Linked DNA regions of Homo sapiens: region 2 is linked to region 1. A link is an interaction called in ENCODE POLR2A ChIA-PET data of the cell type or tissue named here. Cell type or tissue: Panc1. All regions are shown on one strand. Links, peaks and the distances in the headings refer to the core of each region. The heading gives the core; the rest is flanking DNA.

Region 1 (5,092 bases), core at 308-4,307:
GTTCTGTGTCTGTTGGATTGACCTAACTGAATTCAGCGGAATGCCTTTCTCAACGGTGCTGGGATAGACCAAGCTCTGCCTGAACCTTAGTTTCAGCCCTGGAGCCCTTGAGAGAGCTCTGCTGTTGGTTAGTAATTACCGTGAAAGTATTCAGCTTCTTCATTACAAGGACAGGTGAGGGGTTTGGGCACCATATTTCCTGAGCCCTAAATTGGGGTGTATAGGCTAACATGTGTCACTTCCAGATATAAGAGACAATCTGGACAGTAAAATACAATATTTCCATGGTATTTAGATCTTGGGGATAAAAAAGGACAAATGATTTCAAATTAGGGCCGTCATGGAACATCTGAGATGTATAGCTGGTATGATTATATCTTTGGGAAAGATGACCTCAGGCCAGAGCCTCCTCTTGCCCCTGAGTGAGCAAGGAAATATCAGGTGAGGCTGCAGAGAAAGCAGGGGCAGATCATAAAGGACCTTGTAAGTCACAGTTGGAATTCAGATTTCATCCCAGTGAAATGGGACTATTGAAGGGTTCGAAGCAGGGGAGTAACTGGATCTGATTTATAATGGTCACTTGGGCTCCAAGAGTCTTTATTACCTCTCCTGGAAGGAGAAAAAGCATGGACCTGGAAAAGCAAGAGGGATAAAACCTACACAGATAGTATGTCCTGACTGTCACTGAGACCCCAGCTGCCCGCGCAAAAAGAGCAGCAGGAGGCACAGGAGCAGAGAGGTTTAGATCAGATGGAGGAGCGGATCTCCATGGGGCATCAAGCTCACTAATCCCAGGGGTCTTTTGATAGGGTGGCTACATAGCAGTTTGAATGTCCTGCCTGGAGATAGTATACGAAGGACAAGTGACCACCTCTGGCCATCTTCCCTTCCCAGCTGTGGGTTTTAGGACCGTCCAGATCTGGCCCCTGCTGCTTGACCAGGACCTTTTGGTACTAAGTGACCAGCCAGATGTGTCAAAGTCAGAAATGGGAGGAAGTGCTAATGGGAGGAAACAGGCAGAGTCCCGGTCCCAGCTTTCTCCCAGGGAGGGGAAGCAGCTGCTACTCAACCCAGTAGTACCTTGGGCCTGAAGAGGGGCTGGCAGTGGTAGGGTCAGACTGTCAGGAAGCACTGTAGTTGGGTTCCAGGCCTTCCTTTAACCCGGAGCTAGCTGGGTTTAGGCAGCTTTGCTAGTCAGGGAAGGGTAGTGAATGGGAGGAGGAGGCCTGTGTGGAAGACCTGGACTCTTCATTCCAGAAGCACACATTGAGCACCTACTATGTTTTAGCCACCAGGTTAGGTGGAACTCAGAGAACCACGAGGTAGAGAGGGAAGAACAAGGAGGGGTCTTTATGTCAGAAGCAAAGACTGGGCTGGGTGGTGGTGGCTCACGCCTGTAATCCCAGCACTTTGGGAGGCTGAGGCGGGTGGATCACTTGAGGTTGGGAGTTCGAGACCAGCCTGACCAACAGGAAGAAACCTTGTCTCTACTAAAAATACAAAAATTAGCTGGGCGTGGTGGCGCATGCCTGTAATCCCAGCTACTCAGGAGGCTGAGGCAGGAGAATCACTTGAACCCGGGAGGCGGAAGTTGCAGTGAGCCGAGATCAAGCCATTGCACTTCAGCCTGGGCAATAAGAGCTAAACTCTGTCTCAAAAACAATAACAGAAGCAAAGACTAACATGTTGCCATGCCTGTCTGCGTTCTTCCAGGCTAACGCTGCTTTTAACAGATGGAATTTTCTTCTTAAAGAATGAATCCCCCAGGGGATTGTTGCCAGCTCCCTGCTGAACCACAGCAAGGCCTCTGTGGGGCCCTGGGCCTGGCATCCCAGATGCTGTTTGGTTTTCTCTTTATAGCACAGGGATCATCCTGGCATCTCAGATTTTCCTAGCTTTCCCTTCCCAACTATCTGCTGCTATCCCATCCCTGGGGAAGTAGATGGTTTAGCTTTGGAGGCCCTGGTGGATTCCAAGTTATAGCTGGTATCCCTGAAATGCTGGCTCACTCTAGCTCCTATGGGGTAAGCCCAGCTGGTGCCCAGAGGACTTCTTCCCCGAGCCTCAGCCTGTTTCATCTGCCAGAGGACACAGTAGCAAACCCCATCCCCATGCATCTCCTAGAGCCATGTGGCAGGATAAGGAGACACATAGGGCTGAAAGAAGCCCATATCTTTTCTCACCCAGGTAGGTGGTGGGGACTCATACCACAAGCAGAGAGGACCAGGGTGAGCCCAGCGTTTCCAGCTTCCTGGGACAGGGCTGGGAGTGGCGTGGGGTGCTGCACCTCTTCTGTACCCTCAGCCTGTATCTCCTCCTCTTCCTTTTACTCCTCCTACTCCCTGTCTTGGCAGCAGTTCTAATCCCAGTTATGCGCCAAGAGAAGTCTTCCCGCCTCCTCCAGACTCCTGGGAGGGATACCCTGATGACTGTAGCCCCACAGGGACAGCTCTTGCTGGCCACCCTGCCATCAGGCCATCCATCAACTGTGTCCACACATTGCCTGTCCCCAGGGAGCTCTGAGGGAGCTGACTAGCCATCTGTTATCTTCCTGCACACAGATGGGGCCAGGCCCCCGGCTCCTCTCCATGGCCTGTTTAGAAGGCCCCAGGGAGACACAGCCCCTTGGGTTTCCCTCTCACATGGCGTGTGTCCAGAATGCTGGGTTCACACCTTCATGTGTCCTGGTAGCTGCTAGATGAGGTTCCGCTGGGAGCAGGGGTGAGCCACAGTGGTAGGGTAGATTTGTGGCCTGGTAGAAATCAACCAGCAGGCCTGGGAGAACACCGTTTTCTTCTGCCATCATCCTTCCACCTGCCCATCCATTAGGGAAGCATTTGTTGAGCACTTACTGCATACTAGGTCCTGGGCTCCAGCGGTGAGCAGCACATAATCCCAGCCCCAAGGAGCTCATAGTAAGCGGGAGAGATGTTCCAGTAGCAGACCATGACAGTACCCTCTGAGAAGCTCAACCACAGGGGCCAGTCCTGGTGCTGGGAGTGCAGCAGAGGGGCTTCAAGTCCAGTCTTGTGGATGGGTCAGCGAAAGCTGACATCTGGGTAGTAGATGAGTGAAGCGGAGGCAAGAGGAAGGGAAACACTGTCACAAACACATGCCAAGGCCTAAAGTTATGGAGAGAGAATCACATATTTCAGGAATAAGGCTGGGAGACGGTGTGTGGGAAGGGAAAGCTGGGAGAAGCACTAGGAGGCATCCACGGGAGCCAGGTCATGGAGGCCCCTGTGAGCCGTGCTGGGGAACGTGAACTTTAACCAAAGGGCACTGAAGCAATTTAATCAGGGAGCAATAGGAACAGGTTTTAGGAAATCACTCTGGCTGCTTATGGAGCATGCTCTAGGGTGTAGCAAAGTTGGCTGTGGGGAGAGTGGTGAGGGAGTGATTGTGATCCTAGAAGAATGGATGGAGACCTGGACTCAGGTAGAGGCAGTGGGATGGAGAGCCATCTCAGACTCGAGCAACTGAGTCAGACTCTGGGGTCTTGGTGACCCACTGGTAGGGGCCTGAGGGAGAGGAGGGGTCATGTGACCGCCAGAGTACTGGGAAGATGCTACATTCTTTCCCCTTTGATTCCTTAGGGAAAGTTCTTGGGGGGCATCTGTATTTGGATCAGTTACTCTTAAGTTTGCTGAAGGCCAAGTGTTTCCTAAGTCTGGTGAGATTAGGGGAGATGTTGGTAAAGTTGAGGATCTCAAAACCCCAGTTGGATCAAAATTCCCTCCTCCACTTCCATAAGTCCGGATGGGAAAGTCAAGGCCCATTGAGAAGGGGCAGAGGCCAGGCTGGAGACTAGGGCCTGGGAGAGGAGAAGGCGAGTCTGTCTGTATCCTCAGTCGGTCCATTCTAGGGGAGGACAAATGGAGTCCCTTAGGACGAGGCATGTCCTCCTGCATCTGGGAGTATAGGACTTTTCTGCTGAGCTCAGAAAAGCCCACCCAGCTAAACCCTGGCCAATGTGGTTGTCCTGCCATGGAGAGCCAGAGGTGCTGGCCAGAAAGCAAGGCCTCCTGAGCATTTTTCTTTTTTTTTTTTTTTTGAGACAGGGTCTTGCTGTCACCCAGGTTGGAGTGCAGTGGGGCGATCTTGGCTTATATGCTCAAGCGATCCTCCCACCTCAGCCTCCTGAGAAGCTGGGACCACAGGCACACACCACCACACCTGGCTATTTTTTTTTTTTTTTTTTTTTTTGACATGGAGTTTCACTCTTGTCACCCAGGCTGGAATGCAGTGGCGCGATCTCAGCTCACTGCAACTTCCGTCTCCCTGGTTCAAGCGATTCTCCTGCCTCAGCCTCCTGAGTAGCTGGGATTACAGGTGCCTGCCACCACGCCTAGCTAATTTTTATATTTTTAGTACAGGTGGGGTTTCACCATATTGGTCAGGCTGGTCTCGAACTCCTGACCTCAGGTGATCCACCTGCCTCGGCCTCCCAAAGTGCTGGGATTATAGGCGTGAGCCACCAAGCCCAGCCTAATTTTTGTATATTTTATTAGAGACAGGGTTTCACCATGTTGCCCAGGCTGGTCTCAAACTCCTGAGCTCAAGCTATCTACCTGCCTCAGGCCTCCCAAGTGCTGGGATTACAGGCGTGAGCCACTACACCTGGCTCTCCCTGAGCTTTTGAGAATGTGGTGGGAAGGGAGAGGGGGTCTTAAAGGAAGGCTTACCACTCCCTCCCAGCCAAGTCTAGTCGCTGTGGTAGGGGTACTTCTCCTGGTGGACCGTGAGGCTGCTAGTTGGAGGTTTTAGTGTGTGGGGTGGAGTTTCTAGTCAAAGGCTTTCAGGCTGTCGGGTTCCTCATGAGGTTGCCATGTTCACATAAACCACCTCCACGCTCAGGTGGGTTTGGGAGAGGACATGTTACAGTGGAAAGAGCATGGGCTTTGGAGCCAGAAAGACCTGGGTTTGGGTTTTACCAAAGTTATCAAACCTTTCAGAGCCTCAGTGTTCACTTTTCCCTCAGTAAATATTTAATGAAGTTGACCTAAGGACCGGGCACTGTGCTAGCACTGGGGGATTAAATAAACAAAATATAATCTTTCCTTGAGGAAGCATAGACCTAAGTAAAGAAATG
Region 2 (5,092 bases), core at 742-4,741, 220 kb before region 1:
CTTCCACCTTCCTGTCCTGGCAGGGTCCTCTTCCTTCACCTACCCCTTAAAAGATGCCCCTCCAATCCTCATCTATTTTCCTGAAATTGTTATAGCAAGAATGTTCTCTTCTAGTTATTTCATACATTTGGGAGTGGAAAGAGATTCAGGCTTTCCCTAGTATTTTTTAAATTTTTTATGGAAAATTTCAAACATTCAAAAGGAGTGCAATAAATAATAAACTTCCAGGTGTTCATCACCTAGCTTCAACTAGTATAAACACTTTATCATTATCTTTTACCTCTTCTCCCATAAACCTTTATTCTCCCTGCTGGAGTTTGTTATTTTTTTAATTTATTTTAGAGACAGGGTCTCGCTCTATCATCGAGGCTGGAGTGCAGTGGCACAGTCATAGCTCACTGCAGCCTCAAATTCCTGCGCTCAGACAATCCTCCCCATCAGCCCCCCAAGTAGCTAAGACTACAGGTGTGTGCCACCATGCTCAGCTAATTTTTAAAATTTTTTTGTAGAGATAGGGGTCTCACTATGTGTCCCTGGCTGCTCTTGAACTCCTGAACTCAAGCAGTCTTCCTGTCTTGTCCTCCCAAAGTGCTGGCATTACAGACATGAGCCATCACACCCACTCAACACCCCCTGGAGTATTTTTATTTATTTATTTTTTTGAGACAGAGTCTCACTTTGTCACCCAGGCTGGAGTGCAGTGGCACAATCTCGGCTCATTGCAACCTCTGCCTCCCAGGTTCAAGCGATTTTCCTGCTTCGGCCTCCTGAGTAGCTGGGATTATAGGCCTGTGCCACCACGCCAGCTAATTTTTTTGTGTTTTTAGTAGAGCATGCTCAGCTAATTTTTTTGTATTTTTTGTAGAGACAGGGTTTCACCATCTTGGCCAGGCTGGTCTCGAACTCCTGACCTCGTGATCCACCCGCCTCGGCCTCCCAAATGCTGGGATTACAGGTATGAGCCACCTCACCGAGGCCCCTGGAGTATTTTTAAATAAACCTCTTATAAATCATCATAACATTTCACCTGTATATACTTCAGTATGTATCTGTAACAAAGACCTTTATTGTAGCATAACCACAATATCATTATCACACCTTTACAAAATTAAAAAAATTGTTTTCTTTGTTTTTTTGTTTTTTTTTTTGAGATGGAGTTTCATTCTTGTCACCTAGGCTGGAGTGCAATGGCGCGATCTTGGCTCACTGCAACCTCCGCCTCCCAGTTTCAAGCTATTCTCTTGCCTCAGCCTCCCGAGTAGCTGGGATTACAGGTGGGCGCCATTGTGCCTGGCTAATTTTTGTATTTTTTTAGTAGAGACAGGGTTTCGCCATGTTGGCCAGGTTGGTCTTGAACTCCTGACCTCAGGTGATCTGCCCACCTCGGCCTCCCAAAATGCTAGGCATGAGCCACTGTGGCCGGCCCCCGTCTCTATTTTTTTTTTTTTTTTTGAGACAGTCTTGCTCTGTTGCCAGGCTGAAGTGCAGTGGCATGATCTCAGCTCACTGCAACCTCTGCCACCCGTGTTCAAGTGATTCCCCTGCCTCAGCCTCCTGAGTAGCTGGGACTACAGGTGCGTGCCACCACGCCTGGCTAATTTTTTGTATTTTAGTAGAGATGGGGTTTCACCCTGTTGGCCAGGATTAGTCTCGCTCTCCTGACCTCGTGATCCATCTATTTTTAAAAAGAAAGAAAAAGCAACTGTACTAATTTTTACTATTATTTCCTCTCCTTTTGAAAGGCTATGTTAAATTCCCATACTGCCATGCCACTTCTGGCTTTGATGACTTTCACTCCATTATTACACCATAGGGGCAACCCTTATTGCTCAGGACACACATGAACACAGAGATTTTCCCCATCACTGCTAAGAGACCCAACAGTCTGCTTTGGAATTAGATAATGCATTGAGAAAGCTAGCATTTCTCTCAGATCAGACTCTTTGAATGATAGGAGGAACATAAGATTGAGAAACTTTCGTTCCCTGGAAGAGAACACGCCAGTTGTGAAAAGCCCAAAGTTGTAAATTGTCAGATGGTGACTGCCTGGGAAACCTATCAAGATTCCTAACAGCTCAGCTGAGAACCTAATTACCAGTTACAAAGAGAGACAGGAAAAACGTGTTGTCAGAGTGCGCCTGGTCAGAGAGAATGAAGTATGATGTCCCAGCCTCATCACCAGCCTCCTTCTTGTTTCGACTAGAACAAAACACATTAGTATAATTGACATTACACATGTTTATTATCCGGAACAAAGGAACCATGTCAAACCATAACTCTGTGTCAGCTGAATCTTTGGTAATCACATAAACTAAACAATGGCATTTGACCTGATTGTGCAAAAACACTTCCGGGATTCTCAGTGCCAAGGATAATACCATCCTGTACTTAACTTTTCACCTGGAGTTTACACAAACTTCAACGAATCCTCTTAATTTCCTGGAGTGAAGAGGAGCAGTAATCTTTTGTTCTAGTGAAGCCCAGAGAGGGATAAGAACTTACCTAAAGCCACACAATCAGCAAACCAGCATCGTATTTTCTTTTCTTTTTTTTTTTGAGATGGAGTCTCTCACTCTGTCGCCCAGGCTGGAGTGCAATGGCACGATCTCAGCTCACCGCAACCTCTGCCTCCCAGGTTCAAGCAATTCTTCTGTCTCAGCCTCATGAGTAGCTGGGATTACAGGTGCCTGCCACCACACCCGGCTAATTTTTCTTTCTTTTCTTTCTTTCTTTCTTTTTTTTTTTTTTTTTTTTGTATTTTTGTAGAGACAGGGTTTCGCTGTGTTGCCCAGGCTGGTCCAGAATTCCTGAGCTCAGGCAATCCATCTGCCTCGGCCTTCCAAAGTGCTAGGATTACAGGTGTGAGCCACCGTGCCCGGCCTCAGCATCTTATTTTCTAAGGAAAATAAATTAGTATCAACCATGCTGCAGCACCAACATGAGGAAACCAGCACTCTTCACCAAGAATCCCTATATTGGGGAAAACCAACGTTAGTGTATTCACATGCTAGTTTTTACAAAGACTTCTAGTCTTGCAAAACTCACCCACACTTCCCACTCTCTTACCTCACTGGTATCAGCAGCAATTGAGCGTGAATGCTAACTTTCTCAGTGGGAGATTTTTTTTTTCAGTTGTTGAAAACAGGGACCTGGCACTTACAGCAACAGGGGGATAGAGAGAGAATTAATATTTATTGGGGACCTATTATATTCCAGATAGTATGTTTTACCTCTATCTAATCTGTAAGCCAGCTGGCAAAGTAGATGCTACTATAGATATCATCAGATGCCATACCTGGAGTTCATAGAGTTTAAGTAAATTGGCCAAGCTCACATCTTTAGTAAATGGCAGAGCAGAATTTTTAGCTTTTTATTTATTTGTTTATGTACTTTTTTTTTTTTTGAGACGGAGTCTCACTCTGACGCCCAGGCTGGAGTGCAGTGGCGCAATCTCGGCTCACTGTAAGCTCCGCCTCGCGGGTTCATGCCATTCTCCTGCCTCAGCCTCCCGGGTAGCTGGGACTACAGGCGCCCGACACCACGCCCGGCTAATTTTGTTTTTGTATTTTTAGTAGAGACGGGGTTTCACCGTGTTATCCAGGATGGTCTCCATCTCCTGACCTCGTGATCTGCCCGCCTCAGCCTCCCAAAGTGCTGGGATTGCAGTCGTGAGCCACCGCGCCCGGCCTGTTTATGTATCTTTTAGAACAGGGTTCGGAGTCTCACTCTGTCACCCAGGCTAGAGTGTGATGGCACTATTTTGGCTCATTGCAACCTCCGCCTCGTGGGCTCAAGCGATTCTCGAGCCTCATTCTCCTGAGTAGCTGGGATTACAGGCGTGTACCACCACGCCCAGTTAATTTTTTGTATTTTTAGTAAAGATGGGGTTTCGCTGTGTTGGCCAGGCTGGTCTCAAACTCCTGTCCTCAAGTGATCCACCCACCTCGGCCTTCAAAGTGCTGGGATTACAGGTGTGAGCCACCGTCCTGACCTAAAGTCTGTGTTCTTTATAATGCACAGTGCTACCTCAGTAGAAGAGAAGGAACTATGGGGACCTCCCAAGAGATAAGGTTGATGAAATGAGCGACTCTGAACTCCCAGTACTTTTGTTTTTATTTATTTATTTATTTTTTGAGACGGAGTCTCGCTCTGTCGCCCAAGCTAGGGTGCAGTGGCGCGATCTCGGCTCACTGCAAGCTCCGCCTCCCGGGTTCACGCCATTCTCCTGCCTCAGCCCCCCAAGTAGCTGGGACTACACGGGCGCCCGCCACCACGCCCGGATAATTTTTTGTATTTTTAGTAGAGATGGGGTTTCACCGTGTTAGCCAGCATGGTCTCGATCTCCTGACATCCTGATCCGCCCACCTCGGCCTCCCAAAGTGCTGGGATTACAGGCGTGAGCCACCGCGCCCAGCCAAGAACTCCTAGTATTTTTGATTGTCCTATACACATAAGGATTAGAATTGCCTGGCACAAATAGAAGGCATTTGGGCAAAATACTCCATCAGATTAATAGATACTACAGAGAAAAGGAAACTGGGTTGGAGAATGGGAGATTGGAAGGGAAATGAAGTGGATGAAGAGAAAGAAGGATCAGGAAGGGAATATGCCTAGGAAATTTAGTGAGTAGCTTGGGGTTGTTACCAGAGACCTTCCACTAGGACCCACAGAACAGTGCAGAAGCCGATACTCTTTTTTTTTTTCCTCTCTCTCTACTCACCATTTATTTTGTCTTCTGTAAAAGGATTAGCAGGATGGGCTCAGTGGGAAAGGAGGCCCCTGTGGGATCCTGTTACCAGCCATCTGTGTTCTGTTCTTTACTTTTGAACAAGACGGCTCCAAAACTCTGAACTGGAGAGGGAGTTGGAGCTGCATACAGATCAGCAGAGCTGTTGCTAACAGCTCTGACGCCTGCAGAATGACTCAACCCTCTGTGCCTGGCAGAGTCAGCTGTGGTCCCCTGGAGCCTCCTACTCTAGGGAGAAAATCAGAGATGTGGGGAAGTGGCTTGGGGAAAGGGAAGGAGGACCCTTGATCTTGGGCAGGAATTCAGGCTGGAAGGATAGATTGGGACACTTGAGTCTTCATTTAA

Evidence for each region. ChIA-PET counts read pairs that join two places held together with the same protein. Peaks named below come from ENCODE experiments on the same cell type or tissue, not always from the same donor. Only the 100,000 strongest peaks of a DNase experiment are listed, where the experiment ranks them.
Region 2: POLR2A ChIA-PET joins it to region 1 with 9 read pairs; 4 of 35 experiments call an interaction of 5 or more read pairs at or near these places.

The regions. Positions count from the first base shown.
Region 1 is chr17:29,160,470-29,165,561 of GRCh38, reverse strand. All of the region lies in intron 2 of MYO18A (myosin XVIIIA), which reads left to right. It overlaps LOC124903967 (a long non-coding RNA gene), which reads right to left. Exons shown (of 3, transcript XR_007065693.1): 3 at 1,461-3,055. Among named protein-coding and RNA genes, the nearest start is that of MYO18A, 17 kb to the left of the region's middle. In Panc1, for the core only: no CTCF peak of the experiment used is centred there; no DNase peak of the experiment used is centred there; H3K27ac peaks cover 2,470 bases.
Region 2 is chr17:29,376,677-29,381,768 of GRCh38, reverse strand. No RefSeq gene overlaps it. Among named protein-coding and RNA genes, the nearest start is that of TAOK1, 11 kb to the left of the region's middle. In Panc1, for the core only: no CTCF peak of the experiment used is centred there; no DNase peak of the experiment used is centred there.